Regions from separate parts of the Homo sapiens genome. Here regions 2 and 3 are each linked to region 1. Evidence: chromatin loops called from intact Hi-C (ENCODE). Cell type or tissue: gastrocnemius medialis. All regions are shown on one strand.

Evidence for each region. Peaks named below come from ENCODE experiments on the same cell type or tissue, not always from the same donor. Only the 100,000 strongest peaks of a DNase experiment are listed, where the experiment ranks them.
Region 2: a loop joins it to region 1, with 15 times the contacts of the local background. A loop is called at or near these places in 4 of 110 quality-filtered maps.
Region 3: it touches region 1 in a loop (2.6-fold over the local background); 3 of 110 quality-filtered maps call a loop at or near these places.

The regions. Positions count from the first base shown.
Region 1 is chr6:14,887,812-14,890,311 of GRCh38, forward strand. The region is part of intron 2 of LOC105374945 (a long non-coding RNA gene); the gene reads right to left. Among named protein-coding and RNA genes, the nearest start is that of JARID2-DT, 360 kb to the right of the region's middle. In gastrocnemius medialis, CTCF peaks have their summits at 1,202 and 1,403; DNase peaks (open chromatin) are centred at 400, 1,050 and 1,500; H3K27ac peaks cover 2,421 bases.
Region 2 is chr6:15,062,494-15,064,993 of GRCh38, forward strand. No RefSeq gene overlaps it. Among named protein-coding and RNA genes, the nearest start is that of JARID2-DT, 180 kb to the right of the region's middle. In gastrocnemius medialis, no CTCF peak of the experiment used is centred here; DNase peaks (open chromatin) are centred at 358 and 1,128; H3K27ac peaks cover 1,399 bases.
Region 3 is chr6:15,430,875-15,433,374 of GRCh38, forward strand. All of the region lies in intron 3 of JARID2 (jumonji and AT-rich interaction domain containing 2), which reads left to right. Among named protein-coding and RNA genes, the nearest start is that of DTNBP1-AS1, 110 kb to the right of the region's middle. RefSeq lists a silencer at 2,072-2,121. In gastrocnemius medialis, no CTCF peak of the experiment used is centred here; a DNase peak (open chromatin) is centred at 1,377; H3K4me3 peaks cover 480 bases; H3K27ac peaks cover 2,500 bases.

The DNA of each region.
Region 1 (2,500 bases):
ATGTAGCGGACAAGTCCGGGGCTGCATGCCAGATGGCAGAGCAACAAATTGCAGTTTCTTTTTTTTTTTTCAGAGGGAGACAGGGTCTTACTATGTTGCCCAGCCTGGTCTTGAATTCCTGGGCTCAAGCAATCATCCCGCCTCAACCTCTCAATGTACTGGGTTTACAGGTGTCAACCACCACACCTGGCCTAAGTTAAAGTTTCTTAAATCCTTCCCACCTAAAATCAAACCTGGGCTTGGGGGAAAGAAGCAGCTGTAAGAAGACCATCCTGAGGACAGGATACTGACTAAAGTCATTGCCTTGCTGGGTAGTGAGGGGTTTGCAATGTCATGAGCAGCTTTTGCTATGTGGTGAGCAACTGTCCCGGCATCTGCCGTCACGGGCTGGGAAGACCAGGTAAGAGTTGACATGCCCTGCTAGAGATGAACCCAAGGTGCTGTGGGCGGCCCCACCCAATATATTCTCCATGGAACCCAAGAGCCTTGTCAAGTTACTGCAAATGCACAGTCTTAGTTTCAAATCAAGGCCCTCCATCCATAACTGCTTGTTTCAAGGGAAGGTCGCTGCCAAACTATTTCTTCATTTCTAATAGGCACCTAGAAAGCAACAGAGGGATGGTAGAAAGCCACATGACAGCCATTTGGCAAAGCTTTTCAGAATTGCTTTTCTATTTTTCTGTTTTGTAGGCTCTGGGGTTCCATTGAGACTTCTACAGTCAAGCAAGGATCCCATTTCTTAACATTTTGCAAGCCTTTTTTACAAATGCCAAAAAACATGCCTAGGGCAGAGCCATGGACTTTCTGAGCTCTGTTTACTAAACCACAGATTGTGACAGCCCCAGAGCTGGTTGTTCCCATCCAATCTGTCCTTCACATTGTTACCAAATCTGGCTTCTTAAATCAGGCCTGTCACCCTGTTGTTCCCTTGCTGAAGGACTTCTATCACTGGTGGGAGCAAGTCCAACCTCGGATTTGCATTGGCACCCCTTCATCAGCAGGCCTGCTTCACCCCTGAAGCTTGGTACGTACTGTCCATCCCCCAGGGCAGGGAGTAGCCAAGCCCAGTTCCTTCGTGCCACTGGGCCTTCCTACCGCAGTTGTTTCTACCAACTGTGCTCCCTTAGGCAGCATGGTGGTGAAACCAAGCCAAGGCCAGAGTCATATGGCAACAGCCCCACAAACTATGTGTCCTCTGCCCAGCTGCAGGTGTCGCACAGAGGTTAGGTGAAGTGGCGTGCTGATAAAAGTTTAATAAGTGGCTCTCCAGGAGAGAAAATGTGTGCATATGTAGATGTAAACACATAGGTTTATTATAAACTTTACTGCTATATGATACACACAATCTGGTAAATTCCATATAGCCAATTGTTTCTTATGTATGCTTTCATTGATTTTTATTTTACTTATTTTTATTTTTAAATATAATAACCAGAGACAGGGTCTCACTATGTTGCCCAGGCTGGTCTCGAACTCCTGCCCCATCCTCCTGCCTCAGCCTCTCAGAGTGCTGTGATTACAGGCATGAGTCACCACACCCAGCAACTTCCATTGATTTTTGACAAACTCTCTTCTCTGTAGCCAACCAGTGTGGCAACTGATGAACAAGTATAGTTCTGGGATGGCTGTTGGTTGCTATTTTCATTTATGTAAACAACAGGAAAGTGAAACAACTAAGATCTGTGTCAGAATTCCACTCATTCGTCAATGATAGGAACAACTCCTTTACAGAATCAGATACAGTTGTCAAAGACTGGAGGAAGATTTTCTCAAATTTTTTTGTGTCATTCACAAAGTAATGGCTATTGATAGGCAGACTTTAAAGTTTTATCTGTATGTTTAATATTATCTCCCTCACTTCCTTAAGTCTAGACCAAGGGTTCCATAAAATTTGACTCTTACGAGCCAGATAGTAAATATTAACTTTGTGAGCTATTCGGTCTCTGTCACAACTACTCAACGGGGCCATTGTAGTGCCAAATCAGCCGTCGACAACAGGAACACAAAAGAGCGTCCCTGCTATGTCCCAATAAAACTTTTTATGAAAGCAAGTGGGGGCCCAGATTTGGCCCACAGGCTGTAGTTCCCAACCCCTTGTCTAGACAACCAATGAGACAATAAATCCAGCCTGATTTGTAGCGTTTGTTTACAAATCAGTTGCTGTGGCTATTTCAAGCTAACAATGCAAAGTCACTGCACGAGGAGTATGGGGAGGTGGTGTTCACCAGCTTGTAGAAATCTAATGTCATATTTCTACTGGTGTGAGTTTCCTAGGGCTGCCATCACAAGGTGCCACAAACCAAGTGCCTCAAACAACAGAAATTCATTGTTCCACGGTTCAGGAGACTGCAAGTCCAAGTTGAAGGTGTGGGCAAGGGGGGCTCCTTCTGTGAGCCCCGAGGGAAAATCTGTTCCCTGTGTCTCTCCCAGCTCCTGATGGTTTGCTGCCGTGTTGGGCGATTCTTGGCTTCTGCTGCATCGCCCCAATCTCTGCCTTCAT
Region 2 (2,500 bases), 170 kb after region 1:
CTAAAGGTAATTCTTCAGGGTCAAAAACTGGGCCTTCCCATATTAAGAGGCATCCCAAGAATGATGACATCACATGTCCTTCTAAGGAATCGAACACTAGCGATTGTGAACTCCAGCAAGAAGATGTTTTGTCTTTGAGATGAGTAATGAGGAGAAAATGGCGTGACGATGGCATTACACGGATAAGGGTCTATTATTCCTTATCCACAATGCTGAAATTCAAGAAGCTCCCCAAACCACAACTTACTACATAACTCATTGCATGTCAAGGCCTGACCTGGCCTGAACTGACATGAGCCTATTTATAGACATTGTCTCATTCCATGTGCATATCTATCCTTTGGCTTCAGAAATAGTAAGATGCTTGATTGCACAATACTGCAGGAGAGTCCACCAGCAGTGGTAGGTAACACCCTGAGTCCTGAAAGCCATGTGGCTCCAAGGATTTCAGATATGGAACTATGGGCCTGTGGTGACTATGATCCTGGTTTTAATGCTCATGTTCATGTTCATGTTCCCCAGCGCTGCATTTATTCTTAGCTTGAGCTTATTTGTGGGATCAGCCTGATTATGGTCGCTGAAAAATCTTTGTCAGAGGCAGTTGGGATAACCAGCCGTGGGCAAATGAAACAAGAAAAGTCAACCAGAGACCAGAGGCTAGCATGTGGCCTAATTCCTCCCCTGGTCTCAATCTTATCACCATGGCCCATCAGAGGTGCTACCTCCTGGCCCTGCCTCACACACCTCCACCCCCAGACATCTTGGGTCTACAGATACTTTAAGAGCCCTGGAAGCACAATTGAAGCTTGCCGGGTGTGGTGGCTCATGCTTGTAATCCCAGCACTTTGGAAGGCAGAGGTGGGCCAATCATTTGAGCTTAGGAGTTTGAGACCAGCCTGGACAACATGGCGAAACTCCATCACCATGAAAAATACAAAAATTAGCTAGGTACAGTGGCATGAGCCTGTAGTCCCAGCTACTTGGAAGGCTGAGGTTGGAGGATCCATTGAGCCTCAGAGGCAGAGGTTGCAGTGAGTCGAGATGGTGCCATTGCACTCCAGCCTGGGTGGCATGAGTGAAACCCTGTCTCAACACACACACACACGCGCATGCACGCACTTCCCTTTTTTAGAGACAGGATCTCATTCACTCAGTCACCCAGACTGGAATGCAGTGCTGCAATAATAGCTCACTGCAGCCTTGAACTCCTGGGCTCAAGTGACCTCAGCTTCCCAAAGTGCTGGGATTACAGGCATAAGCCACCCCACCCAGCCTACATGTGGGGTTTTGGAAGGCAGATCTGGGCCTGTCCACCAACTCTTCTACCAATAAGATGCACGCCTGGGAACAATCTAACTCATTCTCACTTGCCTCATCATTTAAATGGTTATAATTATAATAATTGCTTCTGACATTACTTTTCAGGGTCAAATAATAGAATCAATATGGTAGTTCCATGTAAGTAGTAAGATGATATACAAATGTCATAGTATTTTTATTATTTTTTATGAGCCCATATAGAGAAGAGATATTATTTTTTAAGGTCAGAATATCACTTATACTGGAATACTTATTTGTTAGGATAATACTTCTCAAATATACTTTCTTTTTTTCTTTCTTTTTTTGGAGAAAGAGTCAGAGTCACCCACCCAGGCTGGAATGCAGTGGCGCAATCCAGGCTCACTGCAACCTTCAGCTCCTGGGTTCAAGTGATTCTCCTGCTTCAGCCTCCTGAGTAGCTGGGATTACAGGCAAGCGCTACCACACCAGGCTAATTATTTTGTATTTTTAGTGGAGACAGAGTCTCACCATGTTGCCCAGGCTGGTCTTGAACTCCTGCACTCAAGCAACCCACCCACCTCTGCCTCCCAAAGTCCTGGGATTACAGGCATGAGCCACTGAGTCCAGCCCTTACTTATTTTTTTTATATTTAAAATAAAAATTTTTTCAATATAGAGACAGGGTCTCCCTATGTTGCCCAGGCTGGTCTCAAACTCCTGGGCTCAAGCAATCCTCCCACCTCAGCCTCCCAAATTGCTTGGATTCCAGGCATGAGCCACCACACGCAGCTGCAAATTTATTATCACGTTATTGTTTCAAAAGATACTCCGCTATTAAAATTGAGCAGTCAGAGTCTTTTTTCACTTTTCAGGAAAAAATAAAATCAATGACAGAATTTTCTAAGATTTGGCTGGGCGCGGTGGCTCACGCCTGTAATCCCAGCACTTTGGGAGGCCGAGGCAGGCGGATCACGAGGTCAGGAGATCGAGACCATCCAGGCTAACACAGTGAAACCCCGTCTCTACTAAAAATACAAAAAATTAGCCGGGTGTGGTGGTGGGCGCCTGTTGTCCCAGCTACTTGGGAGGCTGAGGCAGGAGAATGGCGTGAACCCCGGAGGCGGAGCTTGCTTGCAGTGAGCCAAGATTGCGCCACTGCACTCCAGCCTGGGCAAAAGAGTGAGACTCCGCCTCAAAAAAAAAAAAAAAAGAATTTTCTA
Region 3 (2,500 bases), 540 kb after region 1:
TCTAGCAGTTTCTAAATATATGTTGTTTTCAGAGCCATTCTTTTTCTGGAACATAGTTACAAATTTGTTCAGCCTGTTACTCAGCCCCCAAGAAATATGTTTGCATTCACTGTGACAGCCTGTAGACTATTGGTACCGTGCAGGGCTGTAATCTGCTTGTTGTTCCGGCAAATACCATTGTGTAATGTGGACTGGCACTTGGCCTTTCTGGAGCTTGTAGTTTTTCCCCTTTGTAGGGAGTTGAACTGCCTTTGCCATAATTTCTCTCCTGATTATCATTTCTTATGCCTCCTGCAATTCAGCCTAATTGAACTGTGCTGGGATAAATAGAGCCCTTACAGATCATGTGAATGTGAGATCATCCCATTCCCTAAATGAGGAATCTATGGCTTAGATAGGACTGGGTGCTGTGAGTCTTCCTGATTAATGTTTTGAAATGATTTAGGAACCCAAATGCACGCTGATGTTTTCCATCAGCTGCGATCCGTATGTCTCATAAACGATGCCTTCCTGCTGTTTGGGTTTTGGGAATTGTTTGAGGCCAAGGAGAGGAGGGTATGGCTCCTTCAGCTTTACCCTTCTGAAGGTCATGAGGAATAATTCTGACAAACACCTTGAAGACAGTGACGGCTTGTGCCTTCTGTGTTGCTGTTACCACTGCCTCCACTACTTTTAGTGTAAACAAGCTCTTTACATATTATTCACATTTCTTGGTTCAAGCCTCAGAAGACCAGGATATAATTTTAAATTGCAATTAGTTAATTGAAATTAAGTTTCTAAAGAAAGTGTTGAAGACTCTTATCTTTTTCCCTTTCAATGAAGCAATTTAAGCACTGTAAGAAATTTACAGATGGCAGTTTGGATAATGACCCCATAGATTTTTTTCCAGAGAGGTTCTGTCTCCAGTGTTGTCCCTTTATTCAGGGACATTGAATCAGAGCTGTGAAGCAGTCTGTTTTGTGGTTTCTGTTGAAATCCTCTTAAGCCAAGTCACTAAAGGTATGCCACTGGAAAGGACTCTTATCTCTTGTGAAATAAATCCAGTAGGAAGCCTGTTCTCAGGAATGCCTGGTTAGGTACACAGGCTCACTGTGCTCAGTAGTGCTCCTGCACTTTTGCTAAGCCACTGAGACCCACAGTTCAGCTGGTACCAGTGTGTTACCGGTGGAGGGTGTCCAGGTTCTTGGCGTTTTGAACAAAGAATTGGACAAAACACACAAAGCAATGAAAAAAAAAAAACACAGATTTATTGAAACGAAAGTACACTCTACAGGCCGGGTGTGGTGGCTCCCGTTTGCAATCCCAGCACTTTGGGAGGCTAAGGCGGGTGGATCTCTTGAGGTCAGGGATTCAAGACCAGCTTGGCCAACATGGTGAAACCCTGTCTCTACTAAAAATACAAAATTAGTCAGGCATGGTGGCTCACGCCTATAATCCCAGCTACTCGGTAGGCTGAGGCTGAGGCATCACTTCAACTTAAGAGGCAGAGGTGGCAGTGAGCTGAGATTGCGCCACTGCACCTCAGCCTGGGCAGACTTGGGACTCTGTCATCCTCCAGCTACTCTCACCTTCAAAAACAACAACAACAACAACAACAACAACAACAAGAAAAGTACGCTCCACAGACTGGGAGTGGGCTCGAAGCCAGTGTCTCAGTAGCACTGGTTGCAGAATTTTCTGGGGTTCAAATACCCTCTAGAGGTTTCCCATTGGTTACTTGGTGTATGCCCCATGTGAATGAAGAGGATGAAGTGAAGTTTCCTGCCATAGCTGGAAAGTTTGGAATGTTACAAAGTTATTTACTTGGGCTAGAAGGTTGGCAGTTTTTCCGTTTGATTTAGTTCTAGGAAGTCCTTAGGCTCCTTCCCTCCAGACCCTGTTCTCCTGCTGCAGAAGCACAGGTTTTTGAATAAAGTTAGATGTTTGGTTTGTATCTAAGCTGTTAAAAGCTACTTAAAAGTGTCTGAGCCTCTCTGTTTCCTTGTCTGATAAATGCAACCATTACACCTTATAGCATTGGCTATAACCCAGTATTTCTCACATGTAAGCGTGCATCAGAATCATCTGGAGGACTGGTTAAAACACAGACTGGCTAGGTCCTGCCCTGAGGGTTTTTGATTCAGTTAAGTCTGAGGTGGTGCCTGAGAATTTGCATTTCTAGTATGCTCCCAAGTGATTCTTTTGTTGCTGGTTGAAGAATCACACTTTGATAAGCACCACTCCGAGGGCTCTATGTGATTTAAAGCACGTATTATATTATTACCCTTAAATAATAAGCACCCATTCTATATATAGTTGCTGGGTAAGTGAACAGTGATTATGTCTGTGGTTAAGAATTTTTAGGGCCAGGTAGCCCCATTTCCTTATAGGGACCTTTTCCTTTGTGTGTCCCCAAATGTTTCCTTCCTCAGCTTGTTCATCTGCCTTGTGCAGAGAAAGAAAAGTAATAATGTCTTTCCTTCCCTTGCGGTTTATTTGAAATTATTTATAGTCTAGTTGT